2 separate regions of the Homo sapiens genome follow, and region 1 is linked to region 2. A link is a loop called in an ENCODE intact Hi-C map of the cell type or tissue named here. Cell type or tissue: CD4-positive, alpha-beta T cell. All regions are shown on one strand. Each heading gives the region's core, and the rest is flanking DNA. Links, peaks and the distances in the headings are about the cores only.

Region 1 (15,619 bases), core at 2,891-10,890, 140 kb before region 2:
GGCCAGGCTGGTCTCAGACTCCTGACCTCAAGTGATCCACCCGCCTTGGTGAATCATGTTTAAATGTAGATCTTCTCACTAATTTCATTCAGCAGACAGTAAACTCTTTGATCTGCATATTTCTTTATCTCAGGATAATTTTATTCTCTTATAGTTTCAATTATTAGGCTTAATCCTTTTTGTTCTGATTTCGCCTGAGAAACACTGATTATATGAATGCTAGCATATCAGCTAGGGATTTCAGGGAACATGAATTGTCTGAAATTCATGTTTTAGAAAACTCAGACACCAGTGACTTAAAATAGGTGTTTATTTTGCTCACATAATGAAATGTCTAGGGATAGGCAGTTGAGGGTCGTGGTTCAGTGGAATAAGGATGTTGGAGCCCAAACCCCCCAGTGCCCTCGGCTTTTTCATCATCGTCAAAATTTGGCCTCTCTAACACCAGCCTCACCTCTAACAAAACCAAAATAATGTCAAGAAAAGAAAAGGGAGAAAGGATATTTCCACTGTGTCTCTGACCCAGCTTTGTGTTCTCTGCCTGCTATGATCCTCTTCGTCTGTTACTCTGTTCTTTTTTGTCACATTCCAGGCAAGCTTTTTTAAAGGTCATCCTCCAAAATGGATTTTAATGCTATTCTTGAATTTTAGTTTTCCTGCAATCCTTTTTGATATCATCCAACTTTCCTCTAACTTATCCTGCTGTCCTTTCATCTCAGTCATCTCTCCATGTGTGACGTTCGGCTTGCTTTTAAAAGGACTCAGAGTTTTTCCTTGTCTACCAAGTGTGTTGTAATACTTTTTGGAATGCCTGCTCAATCCGTTATCCTTCCCCCTTCTCTAAGAATAAGCTCCCTGGGCTTGGGAAAGATTTTATTTTATTTTTATTTTTATTTATTTATTTTTTATTTTTTTTGAGACAGAGTCTCACTCTGTCACCCAAGCTGGAGTGCAATGGCATGATCTTGGCTCACTCCTGAGCTGGGATTACAGGTGCCCACCACCACGCCCAGCTAATTTTTGTATGTTTTTATTATTTTTATTTATTTATTTGTTTTATAATTTTGTTTTTTTTTTTGAGACTGAGTCTTGCTCTGTTGCCCAGGCTGGAGTGCAGTGGCACAATCTCGGCTCACTGCCGAGCTGGGATTACAGGCGCCCACCACCACGCCCAGCTAATTTTTGTATTCTCATTTTTTATTATTTATATTTATTTTTATTTATTTATTTATTTATTTATTTATTTATTTATTTATTTATGACAGAGTCTCACTCTGTCGCCCAGGCTGGAGTGCAGTGGTGCGATCTTGGTTCACTGCAACCTCCACCTCCCAGGTTCAAGCGATTCTCCTGCCTCAGCCTCCCAAGTAGCTGGGACTACAGGTGCCCGCCACCACGCCCAGCTAATTTTTGTATTTTTAGTAGAGACAGGGTTTCACCATACTGGCCAGGCTGTTCTCGAATTCCTGACCTTGTGATCTGCTTGCCTTGGCCTCCCAAAGTGCTGGGGTTACAGATATGAGCCACCCCACCGGGCTTATTTATTTAATTTAATTTATTTTATTTTTTTCTGAGATGGAGTCTTGCTCTATTGCCCAGACTGGAGTCCAGTGGCATGATCTTGGCTCACTGCAACCTCTGCCTCCTGGGTTCAAGCAATTCTCCTGCCTCAGCTTCCTAAGTAGCTGGGATTACAGGTGCACACCAACACACCTGGCTAATTTTTGTATTTTTAGTAGAGACGGGGTTTCACCAGGTTGGCCAGCCTGGTCTTGAACTCCTCAAGTGATCCACCCACTTCGGCCTCTCAAAGTGCTGAGATTACAGGCATGAGCCATTGCGCCTGGCCACTTTCACTGATTTTTGCTGAACTCTGGTATCTAACATGAATGTTGGTTGATATTTTCATGTATGTTATCAAAGAAGACAAAGTAAAACAAGAGCTATATATTTCAGAACTTCACTTGTTAATCAGAGGTAGGAGAACTTCTTTGCTGAAAAAAAAAGATTATGAACACTGGAAGAACATTTCCTCAAATGTTTGTTCATGCTATTCCAATGCAAAGGCTACAGCTACAGATATGACATACTTTTATCAACATTTTCACTAGTATTTTTTTTTTTTGAGACAGGGTTTCCAGTTGCACAGACTGGAGTGCAGCAGTGCGATCTCGGCTAATCCCAGATGTTTGCAAGGCTGAGGCAGAAGGATCGCTTGAACCTGGGAGGCAGAGAGTGCAGTGAGCCGAGATTACTCTATTGCACTCCAGCCTGGTTGACAAGAGTGAAACTCTGTCTCAAAAAAAAAAAAAATCAATGAAAACATTCCGTTAGAATCAACTTGCTATATGGAATTAGAAATAAATGTATGTTTTAGGCTGGGCAAGGTGGCTCATGCCTGTAATCCACGCCTGTGGGTAGATCACTTGAGCCCAGGAGTTCCAGACCAGTGAAACCACATATCTACAAAAAGAAAAAGAAAAAAAAAATTAGCTGGGTGTGGTGGTGCGTGCCTGGAGTCCCAGCTACTAGGAGGCTGAGGTGGGAGAATCACTTAAGCCCAGGAGGTCAAGACTGCAGGCCGGGCGCGGTGGCTCACGCCTGTAATCCCAGCACTTTGGGAGGCCCAGCACTTTGGGAGGCCAAGGCAGGCGGATCACCTGAAGTCAGGAGTTTGAGACCAGCCTGACCAATATGGAGAAACCCCATCTCTACTAAAAACACAAAATTAGCCTGGCATGGTGCTGCATGCCTGTAATCCCAGCTACTCAGGAAGCTGAGGCAGGAGAATTGCTTGAACCTGGGAGGCGGAGGTTGTGGTGAGCCGCGATCGCGCCATTGCTCTTCAGCTTGGGCAACAAGAGTAAAACTCCGTCTCAAAAAAAAAGACTGCAGTGAACCGAGACTGTACCACTGCATTTCAGCCTAGGCAACAGAGTGAGACATTACGTCAAAAAAAAAAAAAAAAGGAAAAGGAAAAAAGGAGAAATACATATATTTTATCATCTGTAAATTGTATACCATATATCCCTTATATCAGAAAAATTTATAATAAACGTGTATATTAATATATATGCATTTTTTTTTCTGGAAAGTTGGCTGTAAAAACATCTGTTAAACATCACTGGATGGCTACCTCACATTCCCAAATAACATGCCTCTCATTTCCACGCAGATTAACGCATTGCCTTTATTTGTGTGTGTGTGTGTCTGTGTGTGTGTGTGTGTTTTATTTGGTTTTGTTTTGAGACAGAGCCTCCTTCTGTCACCCAGACTGAAATGCAGTGGTGCAATCTCAGTTCACTGCTGTCTTGGCCTCCTGGGCTCAAGTGATCCTCACACCTCAGCTTCCTGAGTAGCTGGGATTTTGAGATGGAGTCTCCTCAGTCCCCCAGGCCAGAGTGCAGTGACATGATCTTGGCTCACTGCAACCTCTGCCTCCTGGGTTCAAGTGATTCTCCTGCCTCAGCCTCCCAAGTAGCTGAGATTACAGGTGGCCACCACCATGCCCAGCTAATTTTTGTATTTTTAGTAGAGATGGGGTTTCACCATGTTGGCCAGGCTGGTCTCGAACTCCTGACCTCAACGGATATCTGTCAGTCTCCAAAAAAAAGTATATATATATATTTCAGGATCTGATCCCCCTTATTATCTGCATCTTATCACTGCTATCCCCCTACTCAAGACACCCTCTTCTCTCCTCTGGATTATTGCAGTCATCTCCTGGTGGGCTCTGCTCTGATACCCTTGCCTTCTTACCCAACAGCCTAAGTGGTCCTTTAAAAAAGTCAGATGACAGCCAGGCATGGGGGCTCGCACCTGTAATTCCAGTGCTTTTGGACGTTGAGGCAGAAAGATTGCTTGAGCCAGGAGTTCAAGGCTGCAATGAGCTGTGATCATGCCACTGCACTCCAGCCTGGGCAACAGAGCAAGACCCTGTCTCTGCTATTGTTGTGGGAAGTCAGGGACCCTGAACAGAGGGACCTGCTGAAGCTGTGACAGAAGAACATAAATTGTGAAGATTTCATGGACATTTGTTAGTTCTCCAAATTAATACTTTCATAATTTCTTAGGCCTGTCTTTACTGCAATCTCTGAACATAAATTGTGAAGATTTCATGGACATTTATCACTTCCCCAATCAATACTCTTAAAATTTCCTATGCTTGTCTTTACTTTAATCTCCTAATCCCGTCATCTTCGTAAACTGAAGATGTATGTTGCCTCAAGACCCTGTGATGGTTGCATTAACTGCACAAATTATTCGTAAAGCATGTGTGTTTAAACAATATGAAATTTGGGCACCTTGAAGAAAGAACAGGATAACAGCGATGTTCAGGGAACAAGGGAGATAACCATTAGCTCTGGCTGCCTGGGAGCCGGGCAGGACACAGCCACATTTCTCTTATTTACTATAAAAAAAGTCAGTTAAGACATTACAAAGTCCTTCTTCTGTCCAAAACCCTCTGTTATGGGCTGAATTGTGTCCCCCTCCAATTCAGTTCATATGTTGAAGTTCTAAGCCCCAGTACCTCAAAATGTAACTGTATTTGGGGATAGAGTCTTCAAAGAGGCAATTACGTTAAAACGAGGTCATTAGGGTGGGGTCTAATGTGTATGACTTATGTGTTTATTAGAAGAGGAAAATGGAGGCCAGGTGCAGCGGCTTATGCCTGTAATCCCGGCACTTTGGGAGGTCAAGGTGGGCAGATCGCTAGAGCCCAGCAGTTCGAGACCAGCTTGGGCAACACAGCAGAACCCCGATTCCATAAAAAAATATAAAAATTAGCCGGGCGTGGTGGTGTGCACCTGTAGTCCCACCAGCTATTTGGGAAGCTGAGGTGGGGGAATCACTTGAGTCCTGGAGATCGAGGCTGCAGTGACAAAAAAGAAGAAGCCAGATGCAGTGGCTCACACCTCTAATCTCAGCACTTTGGGAGGCTGAGGCAGGTGGATCACTTCAGGTCAGGAGTTCGAGACCAGCCTGGCCAACATGGTGAAACCGCGTGTCTACTAAAAATACAAAAATTAGCTGGGCTTGGTGGTAGGTGCCTGTAATCCCAGCTACTCGAGAGGCTGAGGCAGGAGAATTACTTGAACCCGGGAGGTGGAGGTTGTTGTAAGCCGAGACCATGCCACTGCACTCCAGCCAAAGTGAGACTCCACCTCAAAAAAAAAAAAAAAAAAAAAAAGAGGAAAATTGGACACCACACATAAAGGGAAGACCATGTGAAGTTATAGAAGAAGACTGCCATCTCAACAAGCCAAGGAAAGAGGCCTGAGGAGAAACCAACCCTGCTGACACCTTGGTCTTGGACTTCAAGCCTCCAGAATGGTGACAAAATTAGTTTCTGTTGTTTAAGCCATCCAGTCTGGGATACTTTGTTATGACAGCCCTAGCAATCTAATACATTCACCAATGGCTCCCAATTTCACCCAGATAAAAAGCCAAAGTTCTTACTCAAACTTACCAACCCTAAACTTAGCAAACTTGGTGTCCACTCCTTGGAAACTTGTTCAGCCAACTGGAAGGCTGGAGAATTCCCCCTGTTAGGTGGAAACTGGATCAATAGAGTTAGTGTTGCAACAAGAAACATCCAACATTGGAAAGAAAACTAACCTTAATGATTTAATAACTAAAGATCTCATCTCAGAAAGTTTAGCCAACTCTGTCTCCTTCCCTTTGTGATGCTCTGCCCCTCCATGGAGATCATGGGAACAATTCTTAAGCTCTTTGTAGACTGGGCAAGGACACATAAATCCCCTAAGTCAGAACTGGGTATCAATGGTGGGTTAAGGGCTGAAATATAGAAACATGTGCAATTATTTGATGGTTTATGGCTCATTTCAACCAAAAGACCATTCCTAGCCCATTTGCACTGTTTTCATTGAGATGTCAAAAGTGCTGAAAGGAGGCTGGGAAAACTGGTTGGCTCCTGTCTGGGGCAGGCAGCTGATAGAGGAAATTAGCTGGTTCCTATAATTGGCACTGTAGCTCCCAATGAAGAGAGGGCAGACAGATTTAAATGAGCTGTTTTTGGGAGGAGGTGGGGAAGGAAAGGAGAGATGATTTGGGTGGAGAGCATACATGAAGATGTAGGGGAGGCTGGACGCAGTGGCTCACAACTGTAATGCCAGCACTTTGGGAGGCCAAGGCAGGCAGATCACCTGAGGTCAGGAGTTTGAGACCAGCCTGGCCAACATGGTGAAACCTCGTGTCTACTAAAAATACAAAAAAATCGGACCAGCCTGGCCAACATGGTGAAACCCTGTCTCTGCTAAAAATTAGCTGGGTATGGTGGTTCACACCTATAATTTCAGCTACTCGGGAAGCTGAGGCAGGATAATCAGTTGGATCTGGGAGGTGGAAGTTGTGGTGAGCCGAGATCACATCACTGCACTCCAGCCTGGATGATAGAGTGAGACTCCATCTCAAAAAAAAAAAAAAAAAAAAAAGATGTAGTGGATGTTGTTGGTGCCATCCAGATCCTGTTCATCTGCTGTCTCAGTCAGCTCAAGCTACCAAAAAGTACCACTAGCTTTGGCTTAAACAACAGAAATGTGTTTTCTCATAGCTCTGGTGGCTAGAAGTCCAAGATCAAGGCACGTGCAGGATGGGTTTCTTCTGAGTCTCTCTCTTTGGCTTGCAGATGGCCATAGTCTCTCTGTGTCCTCAAATGGTCTTTCTTCTGTGCATATGTATTCCTGGTGTCTCTCTGTGTGTCCTAATTCCTCTTCTTATAAGGATATCAGTCAGACTGGATTAGGGGCCAACCTAACAGCCTCATTTTAAGTTAATTACCTCTTTAAAGGCGCTGTCGGCCGGGCGCGGTGGCTCATGCCTGTAATCCCAGCACTTTGGGAGGCCGAGGTGGGTGTATCACGAGGTCAGGAGATCGAGACCATCCTGGCTAACATGATGAAACCCCGTCTCTACTAAAAATACAAAAAATTAGCTGGGCGTGATGGCGAGCATCTGTAGCCCCAGCTACTCCGGAGGCTGAGGCAGGAGAATGGCCTGAACCCGGGAAGTGGAGCTTGCGGTGAGCCGACATCGCGCCACTGCACTCCAGCCTGGGCGACAGAGAGAGACTCCGTCTCAAAAACAAAACAAAACAAACAACAACAAAAAAAAGGCTCTGTCTCCAAATAGAGTCACATTCTGAGGTACTGGAGGTTAGGGTTTCCACATATGACATTTTGGAGGACACAATTAAGCTCATACAGCTGCCTGGTGCATCTTTCCCCCAGCTGCAGGGAGTGATGGTTGATAATGACTCACAACTGCCCCATTTTCTAGAGAGTTATTTTTGGCCAACAGGGGTCGCCTTGTCTGGGAGGTTACTCACCCCCAGCAGCCTGCAAACAGTGCTGTGTGACTCTGTTGTATAAAGGCTGGTCCTCTTGCCCCAGGGTGAGACCAACACTGTGGTGCTATTCATACTTCTGAGCTCTCTGTGGGATCATGCTAAGGCTAGATTCTAGATGAAAACCACATCTTTGCTCAGCTTCTTCCTCTGTCACATGTGGCTTCCCTCACTTCCTTCTCATGGGAGCACTCCCCGAAGACATCACGTGCAGCTGAATCCCCGCCTCAGGCTCTGCTTCTAGGGAGCCTGACTTACAACATTGTTATCTTTTTTTTTGACACAGGGTCTTGCTATGTCACCCAGGCTAGACTGCAGTGGCATTATCAATGAAAAAAATGGAGGAAATGTTTATCAAATTGTAAATGACTCTAAGCTTGAAGGAACAATCAGTATGTGAGATAATAATGGCTAGGCACGGTGGCTCACACCTGTAATCCTAGCACTTTGAGAGGCCAAGGCAGGAGGATTGTTTAAGACCAGCCTGGGCAACATAGTGAGACACTGTCTCTAAAAAAAAAAAAGAGAGAGAGATGATAACACCAAGTAGGGTTTAGGGCAATCTCTGTGATCCAGAATGATGGACTGAACAAGTAAAATCAAATTTAACAGGGATATGTGAAAAAGCCTATATTCAGATTCACTTAATTATTTTATTTTATTTTATTTTTTTGAAATGGAGTCTTGCTCTTATTGCCCAGGCTGGAGTGCAATGGCGCAATCTTGGCTCACTGCAACCTCTGCCTCCCAGGTTCAAGCAGTTCTCCTGCCTCAGCCTCCCGAGTAGCTGGGATTACAGGTGTGCATCACCATGCCCAGCTAATTTTTTGTATTTTTAGTAGAGACAGGGTTTCACCAGGCTGGCCAGCCTAGTCTTGAACTCCTGAGTGATCTGCCCGCCTCAGCCTCCCAAAGTGCTGGGATTACAGGCATGAGCCACCGCACCCGGCCTTTTATTTAAATCTTTTAAGTCAACCTGCCTGACTCTTCTATTAGAAAGCATGCATGGCCCATCCCTTGAGAAATGCCCCCACTTTCCCCCTCCCCCCTCCTTTTTATTTTTTGAGACAGAGTCTCACTTTGTCACCCAGGCTGGAGCACAGTGGCCTGATCTCGGCTCACTGCAACCTCCGCCTCCTGGGTTTAAGCAATTCTCCTGCCTCAGCCTCCTGAGTAGCTGGGACTACAGGCACCTACCACCACATTCAACTAATTTTTGTATTTTTAGTAGACAGGGTTTCGCTCTGTTGGCCAGGCTGGTCTCGAACTCCTGATCTCAAGTGATCTGTCCCCCTTGGCCTCCCAAAGTGCTGGGATTATAGGTATGAGCCACTGTGCCTGGCGTCCCCTGTTATTTCTGATCCCTCCTTTGGATAGGTACACCCTCCTCCAGGTCCTACATCCTCTCTCCAGGGCTGGACTAGGAGGGTCTTCAGGAAGATGAGGAAGGAGACGCAGAGGACCTAGGAAAGAAAAATCCCTTCATGACTGAGTAGGCCCCACCAGCCTACTTTGTCCCTCTCCTATTTACTGCCCTCTTTCTCCTCACAGGGAGCCGGACCATTCCTCACCCAAGAGTCTACCTGTGGGGAGGTATGCAAGACAGTCCTCTTCTGCAGAGAACTGCCAGTTTGGGTTTTCCTTTAAACTTTAAAGGAATTTGACTTTCACCCTTCCGGCACCTACAGACCCACCATGGTCACTCATGGTCAACTATCTTTTCTTAGAGAGAACATGTTTAAAACTAGGTATGTGGGTATATTCATCAAAGGGAAAATTAGCTGGGCATGGTGTCGCACACCTGTAGTCCCAGCTACTCAGGAGGCTGAGGCTGAGGTGGGATGACAAGGTTGAGCCCAGGAGTTTGAGACCAGCCTGGGCAACATAGTGAGACCCAGTCTTTATGAAAATGAAATAAAATAAATTAGCTGGGCATGATGGTACATGCCTGTAGTGGTAGCTACTCTGGAAGCTGAGGCGGAAAGGATTGCTTGAGCCCAGGAGTTCTGGGTGACAGAGCAGGACCTTATCTTTAAAAATAATAGTAATAAGAATACAATTTACAAGAAGGAGAAAATAAACCTGGAGCTCAAGCCCTCATGAAACAGTGTACTTGAAAAAACAAAGGCTCTATTTTAGTAAGTATAGGTTAGGTAATGCTACAAAAACAAACAAATCCAAAATCTAAGTGGCTCAAAACTACATGTTTTATTTTTGTTTTCTTTCTTTTATTTTCTATTTATTTTTTTTTGAGACAGGTTTTGTTCTGTTGCCCAGACTGGAGTGCAGTGGTGTGATCATGGCTCACTACAGCTTCCACCTCCCAGCCTCTGTCATTCAGATACCCCAACCCCAGTTCTCCTTTATGGAAGTAATCAGGCTTACCAATTTCCTGTGTCTCCTTCCAAAAAAAATTCTCAACAACAAATACACATTTATATACATGAGTCTGTTGTATATAGCACATGTTGTATATAGTACCTAGAAAAATGCAAAAAAAACTTGTATGTAAGGTTTAAAAAATAACTCATTAATACCCAGTTGAAGGAATAGAAGTGAGAAGATCCCTCCCCAAAGCCCCTGTCTGTGCCTCCCTGAACATAGCCAGCTTATTCCTAAACATGCTCATGATTCTGACTTTAGTGATAGCCATATCCTTGCCTTTATTTTATCCTTGCCTTTATTTTATTTTTGTTTTTGAGAGAGTGTCTCAGTGTTGCCCAGGCTGGAGTGCAGTGGCTTGATCATGGCTCACTGCAGCCTCAACCCCCACTCAGGGATCCTCCCACTCAGCCTCCAGAGTAGCTGGGACCATAGCACCACTTCCAGCTAATTTTTTTTTTTTTTTTTTTTTTTTTTTTTTGAGACAGAGTCTCGCTCTGTCGCCCAGGCTGGATGGAGTACAGTGGTGCAACCTCGGCTCGCTGCAACCTCCGCCTCCTAGTTTCAAGCAGTTCTCCTGCGTCAGCCTCCTGAGTAGCCAGGCAACCACTACCATGCCTGGCTAATTTTTGTATTTTTAGTAAAGATGGGGTTTCACCATGTTGGCCAGACTGGTCTCAAACTCCTGACCTGAGGTAATCCACCCGCCTTGGCCTCCCAAAGTGCTGGGATTACAGGCATGAGCTACTGCTCCCAGCCAGCTAATGTTTTTAATCTTCTGTAGTGATGACTTCTTGCTATATTGTTCAGGCTAGTCTTGAACTTCTGGCCTCAAACAATCCTCCCGCCTTGGCCTCCCACAATGCTGGGATTACAGGCATGAAACACTGCACCCAGCCCTGTTACCTTACCTTTTAAAAAAGAATAGTTTTAGCACCTGTGTACACATCCCCAAATAATATAGGTTCTTCTATTTTTGAAATGTATGGACTGGAATCATATGTTATACAGTGTATTGTCTTTTTTTTTTTTTTTTTTTTTTGAGATGGAGTCTTGCTCTGTCACCCAGGCTGGAGTGCAGTGGCACAATTTCAGCTCACTGCAACCTCCACCTCCCAGGTTCAAGCAATTCTTCTGCCTCAGCCTCCTGAGTAGCTGGGATTACGGGAATAGACCACGACGCCCAGCTAGTTTTTGTATTTTCAGTAGAGGCAGGATTTCACCCGGTTAGCCAGGCTGGTCTCAAACTCCTGAGCTCAAGTGATCTGCCTGCCTCAACCTCCCAAAGTGCTGGGATCACAGGTGTGAGCCACTGTGCCTGGCCCACTGTATTGTCTTTTGTGTCTTGTCTTTCTCAGTTAACATTTTGTTTCTCAGATTCATCCACATATAGTTAGAGTTTTGTCATTTCCATTATTGTGTAGTATTTCATTATGAATATACCGTAATTTATCAATTTTCCTTTTGGGGGACATTTGAGTTTTCAACTTGGGGCTATTACATGCAGTACTTCTATCCATGGGTCTTGGTGCACATGTGCATGAGAAGGATTCCTGGGTTATAGAGTGTGTCTTCAGTTTTACTGATAATACCAGATAGTTTTCCAAAGCCATATTAGTTTATGTTCTCACTAGTAGTATAAAAATGTTCGCATTCTCTCTACCTTTGTCAAATCTTGGCATTGTCAGAGTATATGATTATTGATTATTGTAAACACATGGGAGTGTAGTATACAGTTTATTCTCCAAACTTGCCTTTTAAAAAACACAATACAGCCTGGAATTTATGCTATCAAAAATATGAAGACATTCATTTGTATGCTTGTATAACATATTATGATATCAATACCTTACTTTTTCCCTCCTCTTTCTTGAATAATGCATCATTTTCAACATAGACTTGTAGGGCAAAGATGGCACATTATTCACAGCTCATTTCTCTGCCTGTGGCAGACATTACTAATTGATCACAACACTCTTTGCCACTGAGTGCAGATGTAGCCTCAGATCCCTTTCAATGCAGTGCTCTAGTACCTTGCTACTCAAAATGTAGTTTCCGAACTGGCAGCATCAGCATTACCTGGGAGTCTGTGAGAAATGCAGAATCTCAGACCCACCCCAAACTCCCTGAGTCACATCCTGCATTCTCAGGTGATTCACCACAAGGAAGGCTGGGAAGTGCTAGCCTAGGCTGCCCTTATCAATCAATCAAAGCCATTCTATGGGATGAATGTGTGTGTCCTCCCTATTTCAGAGGCACACTACATGGCTCTGTCCTTGCTCCTGTCCTTTTCCAAGCGCTTATCTATGCATTGTATGAGAACATAGGTCATAGGCTGATCTGATTTGCTGACAGTAAGAATCTCAGGGGAAAGCTGAAACACTGGATTGGGGAATCATGATACAAACCCACTGAGAGGATGGAGCAAAGGACCAATTTCAACAATTGGCTAAATAAAGTTCAACCAAAAAAAAGACTTCACAGGAGTATACTTGAAAATAGGGCATTAGGGGGTTCACAGCATCTGTTCCGGAACAGGTACCTGGTGTTCTTAAGAGGGTTCTATTACAGATTAGTTTGGGAAGCACCACTGTGCTTTTTCCTCCTCTTAGAAAGTCCATTTATAGGCCAGGCGTGGTGGCTCATGCCTGTAATCCCAGCACTTTGAGAGGCCGAGGCGGGCAGATCACCTGAGGTCAGGAGTTCAAGAACAGCCTGGCCAACATGGTGAAACCCCATCTCTATAAAAATACAAAAAAATTAGCCAGGCATGATGGCGGGTGCCTGTAATCCCAGCTACTCAGGAGGCTGTGGTGAGAGAATCGCTTGAGCCTAGGAGGCAGAGGTTACAGTGAGCCGAGATCGCACCATTGCACCCCAGCCTAGGCAACAAAAGTGAAACTCCGTCTCAAAAAAAAGAAAAAAAAAAAGCCATTTATGTGGCTGGGTGTGGAGGCTCACACCTGTAATCCCAGCACACTGGGAGGCAGAGGTGGGAGAATTACTTGAGCCCAGGAGTTCAAGACCAGCCTGGACAACACAGTGAGACTCTGTCTCAATTAAAAAAAAAAAAAAAAGTCAATTTATGCACTAGAAAATACAGAGACCTGGATGCCCATGGTAAAGAAGTAAATTTCTCTTTGTTTAAATCAGTAGTCCTAGGTCGAGCACAGTGGCTCACACCTGTAATCCCAGCACTTTGAAAGGCCAAGGCAGGCCAATTGCTTGAGTTCAGGAGTTTAAGACCAGACTAGGCAACATGGCGAAACCCTGTCTCTACTAAAAACAAAAATACAAAAAATTAGCTGTGTGTGGTGGTGCATGCTTGTAGTCCCAGCTACTCAGGAGGCTGAGGTGAGAGGATCACTTGAGCCCGGGAGTTCAAGGCTGCAGTGAGCCCTGACAGTGCCACTGCATTCCAGCCTGGGAAACAGAGTGAGACCCTGTCATAAATAATAAATAAATAAATAAATAATCAGCAGTCCCTAAACAGAACTGTATATTACCTATTGATATCTACAGAGCTGGTATTCTATGGAATACAATGTGGGAAACACTGGCTTGGGGCTTTGGTTTATAGACTGAGCTATGAAGAAGACAATACTAGCTTTGAAGCACATAAAGAGAAGTATAGTCTCCAGGGACAGAGAGAGGAGATGCTCTGCTCCCTGCATTCTGAGCACCATATTGCCTTCATAAGTTACGAGGGAGGGACATTGAGAGACTCCAGTGTCTTCAGAGATGGACTCCAGGACAGTGAAGCCTCACCACGGCTGTCCTACTGTGAATGTCTAACTTAGAGCAGTTTTTCCTATCCTGTCTCAACGCAGTAACTGGGGAGGAGGAAGGGAGGCTGGTGGATCTGAGTGCTTAAGAAGGCCCCAGAGGACCAAAAGTCTCCAGGGGAGGACTGCATAATCCTCCTCCATCCCCCTCAACAGGAATCACTAAGTAGCTGCTATGAATTTTTTTTTTTTTTTTTTTTTTTTTTTTGAGATGGAGTCTCGCTCTGTCACCCAGGCTGGAGTGCAATGGCGTGATCTCATCTCACTGCAACTTCTGCCTCCCAGTTTCAAGCAATTCTCCTGCCTCAGCCTACTGAGTAGCTGGGATTACAGGGGTGCACCACCGCACCTGGCTAACTTTTGTATTTTTTGGTGGAGATGGGGTTTCACCATATTGGCTGGGCTGGTCTCGAACTTCTGACCTCAAGTGGTCTGCCCACCTCGGCCTCCCAGAGTGCTGGGATTAGAGGTGTGAGCCACCATGGCCGGCCTGCTATGAAATACTTAATGGCACATCCTGTGGAAAAGGAACTAAGCTTTCTTTGAGGGGGATCGGAGAACAGACCTGAGACAGGTGGATTAAAGTTACAGAAAAGTGAAAAGTCATACAAGCTGCATATACATACAGATGTACACATACATGTGTATTCTCTGACCATGATGAAATAGAATTTATAACAAAAATCCAAAAAATTATCCCAAAATTTGTTAACTTGGAAAAATTTCTAAATGATTCTTGGTTCCAAGGGGAAATAAAAACACAAATTACAACCTAGAAATAAAACATAATTAGAGAGCTACATGTCAAAATCTGGAAAATGTGGCCAAAGTGGTACTTAGGAAAATGCATACCCACAGGCTCACAGATAACGAAACAAGAAAGACTGGCTGGGAGTGGTGGTGCGCATCTGTAATCCCAGCACTTTGAGAGGCTGAAAGCAGGTGGATCACCTGAGGTCAGGAGTTCGAGACCAGCCTGGCCAATATGGTGAAACCCTGTCTCTACTAAAAATACAAAAATTAGACAGGTGTGGTAGCGCACACCTGTAGTCCCAGCTACTCGGGAGGCTGAGGCAGGAGAATCACTTGAACCCAGGAGGCGGAGGTTGCAGTGTGCTGAGATTGCACCACTACACTCCAGCCTGGGCAACAGAACAAGACTCCATCTCAAAAACAACAAAAACAAAAACATTATCAGGCCGGGTGCAGTGGCTCACGCCTGTAATCCCAGCACTTTGGGAGGCCGAGGCAGGTGGATCACCTGAGTTCGAGAGTTCAAGACCAGCCTGACCAACATGGAGAAACCCCATCTCTATTAAAAACACAAAATTAGCTGGGTGTGGTGGGGCGTGGGTGTAATCCCAGCTACTTGGGAGGCTAAGGAAGGAGAATCGCTTGAACCCAGGAGGTGGAGGTTGCGGTGAGCCAAGATCACGCCATTGCACTCCAGCCTGGGCAACAAGAGCGAAACTCCGTCTCAAAATAAAAAAAGACTGACATTAAGTAAATTAAATTTTCTACCTAGGAGGCTGACAAGTGAATAGCAAAATAAGTCCAAAGGAAGTATAAGCAAAAATTACTAAAGATGAAAACAAAAATAAATCAAATGAAAACAAAACTCAATAATAAATTTTATCAAACCAAATGCTAATTCAATGAAGGAAAAATAATAAAATGGACATTTTTGAAAAAGGTGATCAAAGAAAAAAAAGAGTTGAAAACAAAGATAGCATTTGTAGTAAGAAAGAAAACCAAAGTACAGATACTTGTACAGATTAAAAAAATACCAGGGGCTAGGCGTGGTGGCTCATGCCTGTAATCCCAGCACTTTGGGAGACCAAGGTGGGAAGATCACTTGAGCTTAGGAGTTTGAGACCAGCCTGGGCCAACAAAGTGAGATCTCATCTCTATTAAAAAAACAAAAACCAAAAAGATATCTTTTTTTTTCCATGAATGAAATGCAAATATCCAATAAGCACATGAAAAGATGAAAAATATAGGAAGGCAGGTTTAGTCTCATTATAAAGACTAACTTCCTCAGCCAGGTGTGGTGGCTCTCACCTGTGATCCCAGCACTTTGGGAGGC
Region 2 (15,287 bases), core at 7,288-15,287:
GGAGTTGCTCTAGCTCAAATGCCTCTGACATTTCCCCCATCACTTTTATAAGAGAACCCTTAATCCTAAGGGTTGCAGAGGGACGAAGATCCATCCTCTGTAACTTCTTCAGGCTGATTAGGGGCAATGATATTCCTGCCTACCTATCGAGGTCTCTTGTATTCAGGGTAGAGAGGAGCTCAGTCAGAAAGTGTCAGTATGGTTAGGGCTATTCACAGCTCGGACACAAAGTGATATCTGGAAGATTTTGTAAGTGTTTAAGAGAACATTGAGTAAGCTTATCCTGCATTCCTACACAAATAGTACAACTATTCCATATCAGTAAAGCAAAATAAGCAAAACTATCCCAAGTAAACTAAAGAAGGCTTTCCATGAACTGGGTAATTGTTGGAACCAAGCTGATACGGGGTCGGTAGCTGATTGCAATATGTTCCCAGAATTAGAATACTGATTCAGATTTTTACATCACCAATCCCTCTTGTTTCTTCTGAGCTGCAGCCAGAGATCACTGGTTGGTTCACAGGAACAAGCAGTCTAAATTGCAGAAAAAAACCAAAGTCAGCCAATCAGTGCTGCAGTCTATTTCCTTTGGGTTGGGGGTCTCCTCAGTATTGTCCCTTTGGGGTTCACCAGAAAGATGTTACCAGAAAGGGGTCCAGACCCGGACCCCAAGAGAGTGTTATTGGATCTCATACAAGAAGGAGTTTGGGGCGAGTCTGTGGAGGAAAGTGAAAGCAAGTCTATTAAGAAAGTAAAGGAATAAAAGAATTGCTACTCTGTAGGCACAACAGGCAGCAAACTTTTTATTAAAGTTCCAAACAGTAAATATTTTAGGCTTTGGGGACCATAGGGTCTCTTGCAGTTACAGTCATGCATCGTTTAACCATGGGCTATGTTCTCGGAAATGCATTGTTGTCATTTTGTCATTGTGCAAACATTGTAGAGTGTACTTATGCAGACCTAGATGGTATAGCCTCCTACACACCTAGGCTATAATGTGTAGTCTATTTCTCTTAGAGTACAAACCTGTACAGCATGTTACCTTACTAAATAAATACTGTAGGCAATTATAACACAATGGTAAGTATTTGTGTATCTAAACATAGAAAAGGTACTATATGGTAATTAGTAAATCTTATGGTATTATAATCTATGGGTATTATAACCTTAGGGAACTGTTGTTGTGTATGTGGTGTGTTGTTGACGAGAACCTCGTTGTTCAGAGCATGACTGTACTCAGTTCTGCTGAGTTGTAGCTTGAAAGCAGCCATAGACAATATGTAAACAAATGGACATAACTGTGTTTGAATAAAACTTTATTTATAAAAACAAGCAGCTGGCCTGACCACTGTTTGCTGGCCCATGTTCTAGGAATAAAACATTCCTATCTGATGAACCATGTTCTAAGTTTAGTGTGGTCTGCATGATTATAAAATATTGCCTTCCTTTTACTGTTTGGGAGGAGTTATTTTTTCCTTGTGACTGTTTATCTGGGTAATGTTTTTCTCCCCTGGGCTTTGACATTGTGCACTGGTTAGCTGCTGGGAATAAATTAGCCAAAGAACCACTTAACATAGCTAAAGGAGGGCAAAGATAAATGCAGAACATAATTCATTTTTCTTTTCTCCTCCCACCTCAAACTAGGATTCTGCATGTTTGTACTGAGTCTGGTCAAGAAGCATTATCGACTGCAGTTCTACATGGTAAAGGAAATGCATGCGTGTGTGTCAGAATTCTTGATTTAAATGAAGTTTTTCAGGAACTCAACAAGCCTTTCATGCTTTCTGTGACAAATCAAAACTCAGGAACATGGTCTGATATGTATGCATCTAGAGCATGAAGGAAGAATGCCCATTTAGGTTTAATGGCTCTACGTTGACTTAGACCCAGTCACTGTTACTTACACCTTAAGCAGCCTCTCCACTAGGACCCTGAGGTGGGCTCCAGAGAAGGCACAAGCTGAAGCTTCAGACACTGCCCACAGATGTCCTGTCTGGTACATCACTTGCTACCACTTATTCCCTGACTCACTAGAGAACAGCTCCTCTCTGAGTGCTCCAGGTGCTCAATAACTACTAAGAAAATGAAAAATACCCAGGCTTTCAGAGCATGGGAGAGCTCACTCACTAGTGGGCTGTGGGGGACAAAGTATTACTCTCAGAAGCCTGATCTTACCTGTTCACTTTCAATAAGTCAGATACAAAAGCAGATATTTTTCCTACCTGCTTCTCAGCAGTTTTCTATTTGGTATTGATTGTTCTTTGAAGTTACTTTCAAGGTAAACTGGTAAGTAGTGTTTATTTTTCTTTTTTTTGCAGTTTGGCTGGACCCATGTGACATTGCTGATTGTTGTAACACAGTCACATCTTGTTATCCACAACCTATTTGAAGGAATGATCTGGTGAGAATTGGGAGTTGGATTTTCCCTTTTATTTTGTGAGTGTTTCTCGTGTACAGATACCCCCCTCTAAGCCAGTGGCCCTCACCTTGAGCCACATCAGAATCCTCTGCAGGGTTCATTATAGCACAGATTGCTGGACCCCACCCCTGACTTTTTGATTCATTAGATCTGGGGTAGGCTTGAGAATTTGAATTTCTAGTACATTCCTGGGTGGTGCTTATATTGCTGGACAGGACCTATGCTCTGAGAACCACTGTTCTAGACTAATAGGTACAGGAATATTTAAAGACTCAAAGACAATGCAACATGTATGGCAACAGATTTGAAAACCTAGAGGAAATATTCATGATTTCCTGACAAAATATATACTAAAAGTCATGAAGAAGAAAACGTGAATAGATCAGTAACTGTAAATGAGCTTTGAAAATTATGTAAGATTCCATATCTGGAAAGAGAAACAGGACCAAATGGGTTAACAGCTGAGTTTTATCTAACCTTTATACCAAAGCCAATGAGGAGAGAGAAGCAGGAATGATAAACCCATTTCTGCTACGATTATAGATAAATCATTCTAAATAAAATACTAGCAAATAGAATCTGGCAGTGTGTCAAGGGAATAATATGCAAATACCGAGTGGATTTTATTCCAAAAATGCAGTGGTTTCATGTATCAGCATTGATAGAAATCACTGGCCAACTGAAGCAGCTAGGTGATCTTAGTGAAAAGGTTAAAGGGCGGGCGCGGTGGCTCACGCCTGTAACCCAACACTTTTGGAGGCCAAGGTAGGCGGATCACGAGGTCAGGAGTTGAAGACCGGCCTGGGCAACATAGTGAAATCCCCGTCTCTACTAAAAATACAAAAAAATAGCTGGTGTGGTGGCGTGGCAGGTGCCTGTAATCCTAGCTATTCCGGAGGCTGAGGCAGGAGAATCACTTAACCTGGGGGTGGAGGTTGCAGTGAGCCGAGATTGTGTCACTGCACTCCAGCCTGGGCAACAGAGACTCTGTCTCAAAAACAAAAACAGAAACAAACAAACAAACCTGTAATCAAAGAACTTTTTAAAAAGTGTCAGTGTCAGGGAGTGGAGGGTGAGGAGAGAGAGAACAAGTGTGGAAACCACCTCTTTCATAGTGAGGATGACTGGATCAGCAGGGGAGTGGGCAGAGGGGAAATCTAGCTGTGCGTGTTGGGGTTTCACACTCAAATACAGTCCTGGGGAAAGATAGGGCCAACTAGAGCTAGTAATAAACAGCAAGAAAAGTCAGTAAATAATGAAAGAGTCATTAAAGCATACTATTTAGAATTGGGGAGGTAACCACTAGAAAAATAAAAATTAGAAACGATTAGAAGTGGTTATTTTTGGGAATGGAGATAGGGATGGGAGAAAGAAGGAAAACTTTTTGTTCCTTTTACAATTAAATTTCTCTCATTGTTTACGTATATTTCTTTATCATGAAAAAAGGACAGATGACCTTTTAGTTTGCAACCTCCACTTATTCAGTAGTCATTCAGTAAACACTTGAATATGTACTCTGTGCTAGGTACTAGGTATGACTTTTTTGGTATTTTTTATGTTTTTAACTTACTCCTTAATGGGTTACCAGAATTTTATGGGTGATTTTGGTGCTGGAATTTAAGAATGGCACTATTTTGTGTACTTTTGAGGTACTGTCACCTTGCTTGAGTTGATCCTTACTTTGGTTCATTTCTAGGTTCATTGTCCCCATATCTTGTGTGATCTGTAATGACATCATGGCCTATATGTTTGGCTTTTTCTTTGGTCGGACCCCACTCATCAAGGTAAATGGATTACCCTAATGTGAAATACCACTGTGAGGGGAGGGTGGTGCTCTCAATGTGAGTAGATCAGCCTGGCAGACAGAAGAAATCTAGCTGTGTTGTATTGTGGCCATGTCTTCATGTCTTCCTGGAGAAAGGCCAAAGGAAAACACTGACAACTGATTAAAAAAAAAAAAAGATAATAAAGAAAATAGGCTGGGCGTGGTGGGTCATGCCTGTAATCCTAGCACTATGGGATGCTGAGGCAGGAGGATTGCTTGAGGCCAGGTGTTCAAAAGCAGCCTGGGGAACTTAGTGAGGCCTTGCCTTTACTAAAACATTTAAAAATTAGCCAGGCATGGTGGTAGCATGCACCTGTAGTCCCAGCTCCTTGGGAGGCTGAGATGGGAGGATCTCTTGAGCCCAGGAGGTTGAGGCTTCAAGGAGCTGTGATAGTGCCACTATACTCCAGCCTGGGTGATGGGGCAAGATCGTGTCTTGAAAAAAGAAAGGAAAATATTTTTACAGATTTATATAATCTTTTTTGGGGACACATTTTTTGGGACTTTGATCTGGATTTGAGTGTAGTCACTTAATTAGTATATCGTTTTCTAATATAAAACTATTCGAATGACTGATTGAAACAGAAAGGGAACCAAAGGGAGGAGGATATAAGATAGGGAACAAGGAAACCATATTTGGGGGAGCTTTAAAAGGTGACATGGTTAAGAGAATGGGGTTTTATGAAAGAAAGGTTCTTAACAAGTAATCATTGTTCGCAAAGCTATAGTTATCAAAACACCCTTTGCTGAGAACTTGCTCTCTGTCCACAGCTGTCCCCGAAGAAGACCTGGGAAGGCTTCATTGGGGGCTTCTTTGCTACTGTGGTGTTTGGCCTTCTGGTAGGTGGTGGCTTTCAGCTGTGTAAGGGATTGGGTGGACAGAGGCCTCATACCACCTTCCAAGGCCTGTCCAGAGCTGGAGAGTGTCTTTGGAGGCCAGGACTGTCCTGCTGAATGGCAACCTTGCCCTGAAGAGGGCCACTGGCCATGCCAGCCATCCACCAGCTTTCAGGCAGGGTGCTAGCAGTTGGAGAGCACCTTCTATGCCCTCTCGCGCCCAGGCATGGTGACATCAGCAGGTAGCCTTCTTGTCAGGCATTTGATGTTCCAAGGTCAGGGTGAGTGCACCCAAGGGAAGATGAGATACACAGCTTTTCTCCTATGTGTGCCTTGCCCAGAGGTGGGTGATTTTCCTGCCCTTTCCAGAGCACCATTCTCTGCTTCTGACCCTTGGGCCAGTCCTCCTTCTTCAGCACTGTCTGGCTGCCCTTCAGTGCTCACCGCCCAGCTTTGTTGCTTTCCAGCCTTGTTCCTCCTGAGATCTGCCTCTCACTGTGCCCCTTCCCCATGGCCTCTCTCCAGTTATCACTGACTTCAGAGATCTTGAGGAAAGTGGTCCTAGCTCCCCAAATGGGGAGAGTCTTCTTGTAGTTCTTTGCCCCAGTCCCTTCAGGTTTTCCCGGATTCTTTCGGGGCCTGGGTGTTTGGGTTCCTGTATGTAACCTTGGTGGGTCATGAGCCTCTTTTTTTTTTTTTAATTGAGGTAAAATATGTATGGTAAAACATGAACCTCTGAGCACATAGCTCGCAGTTAGCAGGGTACTAGGCACCCTCAGGAACATGGCCAAACCAGGTGCCTGTGTCTGGGCTGGATGGTTGGAACTTACTTCCTTGCCGGTCTCTCTGTTATTCCTCCTCAGCTGTCCTATGTGATGTCCGGGTACAGATGCTTTGTCTGCCCTGTGGAGTACAACAATGACACCAACAGCTTCACTGTGGACTGTGAGCCCTCGGACCTGTTTCGCCTGCAGGAGTACAACATTCCTGGGGTGATCCAGTCAGTCATTGGCTGGGTATGTGCCACTCACAGGGGGTGAGCGGCCTCCATGGACAGTGGCTACAAAGAGAGATCCCCCTCCATCACCTGCCCTCTGAAAAAAGCTAGCTTCCTCCTTCCCAAAGCTGTAAGCCCCAGGATGAAGGAGAATTGCTCACGCCAGGTCAGGGTATGGGCAGGACAGCTTTCCCCCAACATCAGATTGTTTAGACCAGTGGTTTTCAAAGTGTGTTCTGTGGATCCCTGGAGGGCCCTGGGATCCTTTTAGTTGCGGGGGTAGGGTGGGGGGGTCTGTGAGGTCACAACTGTTTCATAATTAGACTATGACATTATTTTCCTTTTTCAATGTGTTGACATTTGCTGTGATACGGCGCAAAAGCAGCAGTGGTTAAAACTGCGTTAAGGCAGTGGGTTCCTCATGCCACACACTCACAGTACAAACAGGCCAGTTCTAATGAATGTCTATGAAATAGTAAAGTTACTAATTTTGTTAAATCTTGACCTTTGTACACACACCTTTTTAACACTCTCTACTGAAATGGAAAGTATGTGTAAAACATTTCTGCTAAGTACTGTAGTACAGTGCTTGCCTAAAGGGAAAGCATGTGTGCAGTTGTTTGAGTTGTGAGCTAAATTAGCTGCTTTTTTTTTAGAAAAGAAAGTAAATTTTACTTGGAAAGAACCAACAAATTATAATTTTTCAGACTTGGGTATTTGGCAGACATTTTTCTTGAAAAGGATGAAGTGAGCCTATCACTTTAAAGAAAACAACTGAGGCTAGGCACAGTGGCTCACACCTGAAATCCCAGCACTTTGGAAGGCCGAGGCAGGCAGATCTCTTGAGGTCAGGAGTTCCAGACCAGCCTGGGTAACATGGCGAAACCCCGTCTTTACTAAAAATACAAAAAAATATAGCTGGGGATGGTGGCGTGTGCCTGTAATCCCAGCTACCAGCTACTCAGGAGGTTGAGTTGCTTGAACCCAGGAGGCGGAGGATGCAGTGAGCCAAGATCGCACCACTGCACTCCAGCCTGGGTGACAGAGTGAGACTGTCTCAAAAAAAAAAAAAAAAAGAAAAGAAAAATGACTGACAGTAATTGTTACCAAGGATAAAATTTGGCTTTCAAATGAAAATTAGAATTTTGGAAAGCTTAACCTGCCACTGTGAACTTGACAGCTTCCTAATACTTAAAAGCCTTTTCTGATGAGGTCTGTGATGATTCTTAACGTACGTGTGTGTGTGTGTGTGTGTGTGTGTTGATCACATGAGAAAAAACACAAACATATTTGACACGGTATAATGAAATGTGTCTACATTTGGAAGATTTACATAACTCAGTGAACCATTATTTTCTAAATGGCTGATGCATGGTGTTATATAGTCATGCATGGGTAAAAGATCCGTTCAAGTATAAGATAGACCAATGGATTTTAATGTAAGAGAGAACAAAGTCCATTGATAGAATTCTAGATTCCATATCACACCTAATATTCAAGAAATGACTACTTGTCAAGCTCTGGTGTAGTGTCAGAGAATACCCAAAACCATCTGAGGCTACGACTAAAATACTCTTTTCAACTATGTATCTGCGTACGGCTGGATTTTCTTTATATACTTCCACCAAAACAGCATGTTGCAACAGATTGAATGCAGAATATTTTAATGTTTTCCATTAACTTAGATATTAGAAATTTACAAAATGGGAAAAATTCACTCCTCTTATTGATTTAAAACCTACATGTATATAATTAGTTTCATAAAGAGTTACGAGGTTGGATGTCTTGGTCTGTCTAGTGTTGATAGAACACTTGGGGCTGGGTAATTTACAAAGAAAAGAGGTTTACTTAGCTTCTTTCTGCAGGCTGAGAAGTGTGAGAAGTGTGGCATTGGCTGCTGCCTGGCTTCTGGTGAGGGCTTTTTATGCTGCATTGTAACATGGCGGAGAAGGTCAAAGGTGGAAGCAGACACATGCAAAGAGGCAAAACCAGGGGCTTCATCACTTCATAACAACCCATTCCCTCGGGATGCCAGTGCTAATCTAGTCTCTTGACAGAACTCACTACTAGGAGAAAGGCACCAAGCCATTCATGAGGGATTTGCCCCTGTGACCCAAACACCTCCCACTAGGCATCACCTCCCAGTGAGGCCACAATGAGGATCAAATTTCAACATGAGTTGACAACTCAAACCGTAACACTGGGCATGTATGCACCTAAACTTTTACTTCATTTACTCTTCTCAGAAAACGGTCCGGATGTACCCCTTCCAGATTCACAGCATCGCTCTCTCCACCTTTGCCTCGCTCATTGGCCCCTTTGGAGGATTCTTCGCAAGTGGATTCAAACGAGCCTTTAAAATCAAAGTAGGAAAACCGTCTTACGTTCCTCTCATCTCACTCCCTCACCCATCTTCTGCCTTTCTCCCCCTTCCCTGCCCCCTCCAAAATACTAGGCTGTACACCCTGGCATTTAATGTGTGATCTTGACCCATGCACTGAATTTAGGTGAGTTAATTAATAACAATATTTTCAGGAAAATGCAATCGTTGTTTTTCAGTTTATTTGTTAATATATCTTTCTTCAAAAGAACATTTTGGGCCAGGCAGTGGCTCATGTCTGTAACCCCAGCACTTTAAGAGGCCAAGGCGGGAGGATCACTTGAGGCTAGGAGTTAGAAAGTAGCCTGAGCAACATAGCAAGACTCCTGTCTTTATTAAGTAAATGAAATAAGAACATTTTGTAATGCAATAAAATTGTGTCCTAATATAGCCTCACCATTAGATTTCATACTTCTCACCTTCTATTGCCCTCAGCTACTCAGCACAGAAGCCTGACATTGGGGTGGGACCATTAGGCTGGGATTGGTTAGTGGCTGAGCCCAAGTTCACCCATCCTTCCCCTGCCTCTAACAGGACTTTGCCAATACCATTCCTGGCCATGGAGGCATCATGGATCGCTTTGACTGCCAGTATCTGATGGCCACCTTTGTCAATGTATACATCGCCAGTTTTATCAGGTATAGTACCTTTCCATCTGAACCAAGTTGGTGGATTTTTAAGTACGGTGCAATTCTAGAATTTTAGCGGCATCTAAGTTCCAGTGAAAAGCATCCCAAATAATGCAGTTTTCAGTTGTTTCTGCTTACAGATTTTCTGAGGCCTCCTGTCATCTGTTAATAGATAACTCTCTGATCCAGAGATCAGAGCAGCCACTCAGATAATCAGGCCCTGGAAGCTTCCGGGCCCTAGCTCAGTGCTGTTTCTTCACATTCTGTTCCAGAGGCCCTAACCCAAGCAAACTGATTCAGCAGTTCCTGACTTTACGGCCAGATCAGCAGCTCCACATCTTCAACACGCTGCGGTCTCATCTGATCGACAAAGGGATGCTGACATCCACCACAGAGGACGAGTAGGGGCCACCCAGGGCCAGGAGAACAGGAACAGAACTGAGCAGGGGCAGGTCTCCAAGGCAAGCCCAGCTGGTGTGACTTAGACAATGACGAGGCTTCAACTCACTGTCTTTTTTTTTTTTTTTTGGAGGGTATTTTTTATTTGTGGGTTCAAAAAATCTGTATATACAGTCTATGTGTTTAGAATTTGTGTTGTAAGTAAACTACAGCTTTGAGTTGGAAAGAAGTCACGGGTTGTAAAACCATTTGGATTTTTTTAAAACAAAAGTATTAATAATCTGGAAGACAGTGTTGCCCAGGTCAGGAGTGTTTTCTTGGTGGTTCCAGCCCCCATCAATTGAACTGTTTCTGGGCTCAGTCAGACACAGACATTCATCTGTGTCTGACCAAATCAGGGGACTTCCCCACCTGTGGTGGGAGGCACAGCTTAGATGTTTTGTACACCTGGTCTTTTCTAGAAATCCCTGCTTGGAGCTGCAGAAGGGTTGCCTTCTGTAGGTCGGAGGAATGGAGGCTTACTAACCAGGTAAGCCTTCTATGCATCCACACCAAAATCCTGCAGAATGTAAGTAAGCTCTGCTTTATAAGATGGGTTCACCTTCATCGCAGACTGAAAGTTTCAGTTTTTATTTTTTTCAGAAAGCACGAAAAATTATTTATAATAGTCTGGAGAAAAAACACACTGTAATATTTCAAGTGTATGCAGTAGAATGTACTGTAACTGAGCCCTTTCCCACATGTCTAGGCTCCAATGTCTCCTGTAGGTCCACCTAACTGTGTGTTTTCAGGGACAATGCCATCCATGTTTGTGCTGTAGACTTGCTGCTGCTGAATCCTTTCTGGGGACTTTCTCATCGGGCAGGGAGCAGAGGGCTTCTCGTTCATGCACCCTTTGCCTGAACACCCATGTAGCTGCTGTGTTGTGTATATATTACTCTTAAGAGGAGTGTGTGTGTCTGTGTTTGTTTTAAAAGTCACTTATTTCTTACAGTGATTTCAATTGCACCATGACTTCTTCACTAAAACCACAAAGTCCTGCTTAAAACTATGGAAAACCTAACCTGATTAGAGCCTTGACTATTTTGAAGATTAAATGCACACTTTTTATATAATGTGACCAGTTTAAATGTAGTTTGTATTGTACTGGGGGACCTTTCGTTGTTGTTGTTTGCTTAAACTGTGATTTTTTTTCCCCTCCCTAATTTCAGGGGTGAGATTGACTTTGGGAAGACAGATTAGTTCTTTGTCAGGCCAACAAGTGATGGAGTGCGGGAGAGAGAACTTGGCACCCAAATATATCAAACTATTCCGTGCCGTGGATGTTTTCATTGCCAACGAGGGTGTAATGATTTGCTTCTGCACCTTGGTCTAGTGCTGGTTTGTGGTGTTTTTGTTTGTAAATTAGCCTCACTGCCTCCCTGAAAGTGCACAGTCAGCCCAGGTCTCTAGAGTGTCCAGCAGAGGATGGAGCCCTCGGGATGTTTCAGCTCACACATCCTTGAGTGACTTCCCATATGTGTGTGGGGCTGAAGCGGCTTCTTTCCGCTGAACTTTTATTTCCATTTCAGCCTCGTGGCTTCTCTTATTCAGGTCCAAGGCCCCTTAAAAACAAAACATATTATCGCAAGGGCTTTCATTTCAGTATTGGCTGTGTCACTGGCAGGATGCATCACTCTCCAGGGCCTCTTTTTCGGAGCTACTCCCAATTCCACTCTTCTGTGATTCTGGCTGAGCAAGTTCATGCCGGTAGAGGCTCATTAAGTGAGGTCCTGGGCACCCCCCAAACAGGAAGTGTTTTCAGGCCCTTACATGCTTATCCTTAAGGTGAGTAGGTATCTCAGCAGCACACCCGAACAGTAAAGGTGATCAATAACGAAACTGTAGTTTTCAGATTGAAGAATGAACCTGGATCACCAAACTAGATACCGAAAGGGCTCCTCATTTGTCTCTTTTGTCCCATTGTGGGCATATGGTGGGCTCCTTGAGAGGAGGGAGTCTCAGCTGGGGCCTGGCTGCAGAGACCTGCTCTTGAATAGGGCTGCCTTTGGGATCAGGGAGCCGAGCATACTGGGCAAGGCTCATCATGTTCCTTTGTGGAAGTGGTTACTTGGTGGGGGTGGGGTGGGGAAGGGGGGTCTAGGAAGCCGAAGCTGAGTGCGCACTAGAGCTGCTAGCAGGCAGGCCAGAGGGTCAGCTTGTGTTTTATTTTCTGATTTCTCCTGCATGCTTTCTGGAGATGAGGATTTTTTGTCAGGTAGCTAGGAGAGCACTGCCACCTTGTGTCCATATAGCACAATGTTTCTCTTTCCTATTCACAGACAAGATTCAAGAAACCATTTTTACGTGTGTACATTCAAATCTTCATGAATGGCATCACTTGCTTTAGACCCATTTTTTTTTTATTGGTCAGAAATAAAATGTGACTGCAACTGTGTGCCCTCCCTTGTCGTGAATTCCCTGTTTATCACTTCCATGCATGGTTTTATGCTTCTCATTTGTTTATGTATTCATGAATACTGCATAGTCCTGATTCAGAGACTTTTGCTTTGCTTTCCAACTTGTATCCCTACATTCTCACAACAGCCTTCTTACCTCGGGTGAGAGTCATGAGCACCTTACCAGGCAGGGAGCTTCCCCAGGATAGTGTGGTGGAGTCAGGACTCACTCCATCCTGCACTTTACCCACAGGACACCTGGAGGGTCCCCCAGCCCTGCTTGCTTTTGTGAACGTCGTGTGAGTACACCGAGGTGTTGCAGCTTTCCTTCCCTCTAGCTCAGGAGGCCTGGCCTGAGCCAGGTTGGAGCTTAAATTGCTGTTGGCTCCTGCCTGGTGGAACAAGGGGGTCATAGAAACCAGGGCTGATGGGCACCCCCCAGCCCCTGGGAGCTCTGCTCATGACCGCTCACAGGGTACCGAGTCTTTGCCTTTTGTGTGTGCGCATGCTGCCCTCTTAACTGCTTTTAGTATTCAGAAAGGTTCCATTTATGTTTTACTCCTGAAAGTGAAACCCTCTTAGGCAACTTGTTTCATATTCTGGGCATTTTAGTAGCTACAGTATTTTGCATTTAAAATGTAATTACTCTTAGTATTGTACAGCCCTATAATGTATGAGAACTAGTTTCACATCCTTTGAAACTAATCTCTTTCATTGGGGAGGATACAACTTTTGACTTTACACAGGTGGACTTTGAATCCATTTTTATAGAATTTTTTTCCACTGTAACTTGACCTATATTATGCAAGAAAATCCCAAAAATATGTTTTAAGGGAGACTACACAGACCTTGTGATTTGGTCTGAGCTAGTTGCTGAGTTGACTGGAGCCTTATTTGAATGGATCTTTGAGTTGAGATCTTCACACTGTCAGTGAGCCCTTGGCTCAGCCCTTGTCACCTGTTTGTATGGGGACCATGTTTCCCAAAGCTCAGGTTCATCTCCACTATTGACAGAGTCGGGTAGTGGGAGAGTATAAGTGACTTGAGACAGAGTGTCCTTGCTCAGAAAACTGTGAAGCAGGGGTCTTGTTAGTTACAAAGCCAGTCCTAGTTGCATGTCCAAGGGGGTAGATTTTCATCACCCTACTAAATGTGGTATGTCACTGCTGAAGCCTTTTCCTGTTTTAGTAATATCTTAGGCACTATTGTCTTTTGTCTTCCAGAGTAACATATCTGGGCCCACCTTTCTTGCACACTGTGATTATGTGCTAAGAAAAGGGTGGAGTTGGGAGGACAATTTCACTTGAACAGGTTTCTGTTCTTCTGAGGTCAGGGTGGGGAGGATGTCCAGGTGACTTTTATGGACACATTGCAAGACAGTAAGCCGCGGATGGACTCTCACTTGTGCTTTGGAACACTGGACTCCAAAGAGCAGGTGGAACAAACTCTGGCCTGAAGATGATGGCTAATACTCAGGCAGAGCCCCGTATTCTTCCCTGACTTGGTCAAAACAAACTTCCTTTTCCCTTGATCACCCTGCACGCAGCTGCCCAGCTTCCAGTTTTTAAAGAGATGAACAGCTCTCACTTCCTGACTCAGTTTCTCTTGTTGGGTGGGGGCCTTGTGCCACAACCTGCATGGGGTGCTAGGGTTTAAACCAAGTGGTCACGAAGGATTCTTATCTCAGGGCTCTGCCTGGCCCACCTTCTCTTGGGCCTGGACTCTCCTTATCCACATCCCTGCAGAAGGTGGGCCCTATTCTCAGAAGAGTCCTGGCTGCTGTTGCCATCTGAATGCGCCCTTCCCTTTCAGGTTGACCAGCAGTGGCCTTACCTGGCCTCTCAGGTGGATGGAGGCTGTTCTCATCTGGGGCTGTCTCTTGATTAAGGCTGTCACCTGTTTGTATAGGGACCATGTTTCCCAACGCACTTTGAGTGCAGTTTAGGAGGTATCCTTTGGATGCTGAAGTGTTGGGATTTTGAGGACATGCGGATGATTTATGAGAATAGAGGGGCAGAGTTTGTGAAGTCTAGGGTTTTTTGTCCAGTGGGTTTCAAATTTGTTGGCTGTTTAAAGACCCTGTCTCCTCCCCCACCCTCCCCTTCCTTTTCCCATCAAATGCCTACCTACTGAGGCGCCTTCTCTTTTTATTCTTGAGCCAATGAGATATCAGTGTGTTTATTAATAAGGATTGCAATAGTATAGTGCTTAATATGTGCCAGGCATAGTGCTAAGGGTTTACATACGTTATCCCTTTTAATCCAGAAAACAGCCTTTGATTAGGTATTGTTGTCTCCATTTTATAGATGAGGAAACTGAGGCAGTATGACTGAGGCCGAGAGCAGTGGTTAAGACAGACTTTGGGATCAAATCACCCTAGGTGCGGGCAGGTTTCTAGGCTGCTCTAAGCTTCTACCTTGAAGGCAGTTGGGTCTGATAATAGTACCTTCTTCCTGGGGTGGTTGTGAGGATATAACGAGGTAATGCATGTAAGCATTTAGTACCATGCCTGGCACATAGTAAGCACTCAATAAATGGTAGTTACTTTTGTTGAGCTCAGCTGGTAGTTTGACCTCCGTTGGTGCAATGCCAGAGATGGGATTGTCAGCCACCACACTGCCACCACCCTGCACACAGTCTGGGTCCCTCCGAGAGAAGCACGCCAACCTTAACATCCCCTACAGCATCTTGGTGCTTCACACACCATTTAGGAGGCCACCCTAACGAGGCAAGAGGACATGGGGGTGTGCAGAAGTTCTGTTCTTAGTGAGAATGGCTGGCCTGAGAATCCAGCTCACCTCCTCTGCCCACAGTCTGGACTGCTTGTGGGAAGGCCATCTCCTCCTGTCTGGTGGTACCTCCACTCTGGGCAGGGAGGGCCTGTCTGTGACTCGCTCTGGACCCCACTTCCCGCTCTGGCCAAGGGCTGTCTTCTGTGCACATAGCTCAGGAGCCTGCAGCAGTTCCCTGTATGGGTGGATGTCCTCAGGGGCCAAGAAGAGAAGAATGGGGACAACAGAAACCTGCTTTGTAGGGGATTATGTAGACTAAAAGCCTAGAAGTTCTGCCCACATCCTTATGACGCAGCCAATCTGGAGCTTCATGTTTCCTTCTAAAAGTAGTAACCGGGTAGAAGTGGGTGACCCATTGAGGACACATGATGTGAGGTATTTCTGCCGGATTCTAGGTTAGCAAAGACTCAAATGGGTGACTCATGAATGAAGGGAGAACAGGCACAGGACTTAATGAAAAGAGTTTCTTGAACTTAGTTTTCTGAATGGGGGTGGGGAGTTGGGGCACGTGTGTGTAAGGGGAGGCTGCCTCACTTTGAAGGAATGGTGTTGGCTAACAGGATCCATGAAA

Evidence for each region. Peaks named below come from ENCODE experiments on the same cell type or tissue, not always from the same donor. Only the 100,000 strongest peaks of a DNase experiment are listed, where the experiment ranks them.
Region 1: it touches region 2 in a loop (13-fold over the local background); 6 of 110 quality-filtered maps call a loop at or near these places.

Annotation. Positions count from the first base shown.
Region 1 is chr20:5,049,565-5,065,183 of GRCh38, forward strand. It overlaps a transcript of TMEM230 not described here. Among named protein-coding and RNA genes, the nearest start is that of TMEM230, 56 kb to the right of the region's middle. RefSeq lists enhancers at 7,362-7,411, 11,229-12,428. In CD4-positive, alpha-beta T cell, for the core only: a CTCF peak has its summit at 7,309 (motif pointing right); a DNase peak (open chromatin) is centred at 7,447; H3K27ac peaks cover 617 bases.
Region 2 is chr20:5,180,743-5,196,029 of GRCh38, forward strand. CDS2 (CDP-diacylglycerol synthase 2) reads left to right here. Exons shown (of 13, transcript NM_003818.4): 6 at 1,645-1,703; 7 at 2,319-2,401; 8 at 4,116-4,203; 9 at 5,016-5,084; 10 at 5,945-6,097; 11 at 8,325-8,444; 12 at 8,993-9,096; 13 at 9,360-15,287. The coding sequence ends at 9,492. Among named protein-coding and RNA genes, the nearest start is that of CDS2, 61 kb to the left of the region's middle. RefSeq lists a silencer at 9,808-9,877 and enhancers at 11,446-11,535, 12,309-12,358. In CD4-positive, alpha-beta T cell, for the core only: CTCF peaks have their summits at 11,782 (motif pointing left) and 11,983; a DNase peak (open chromatin) is centred at 11,749.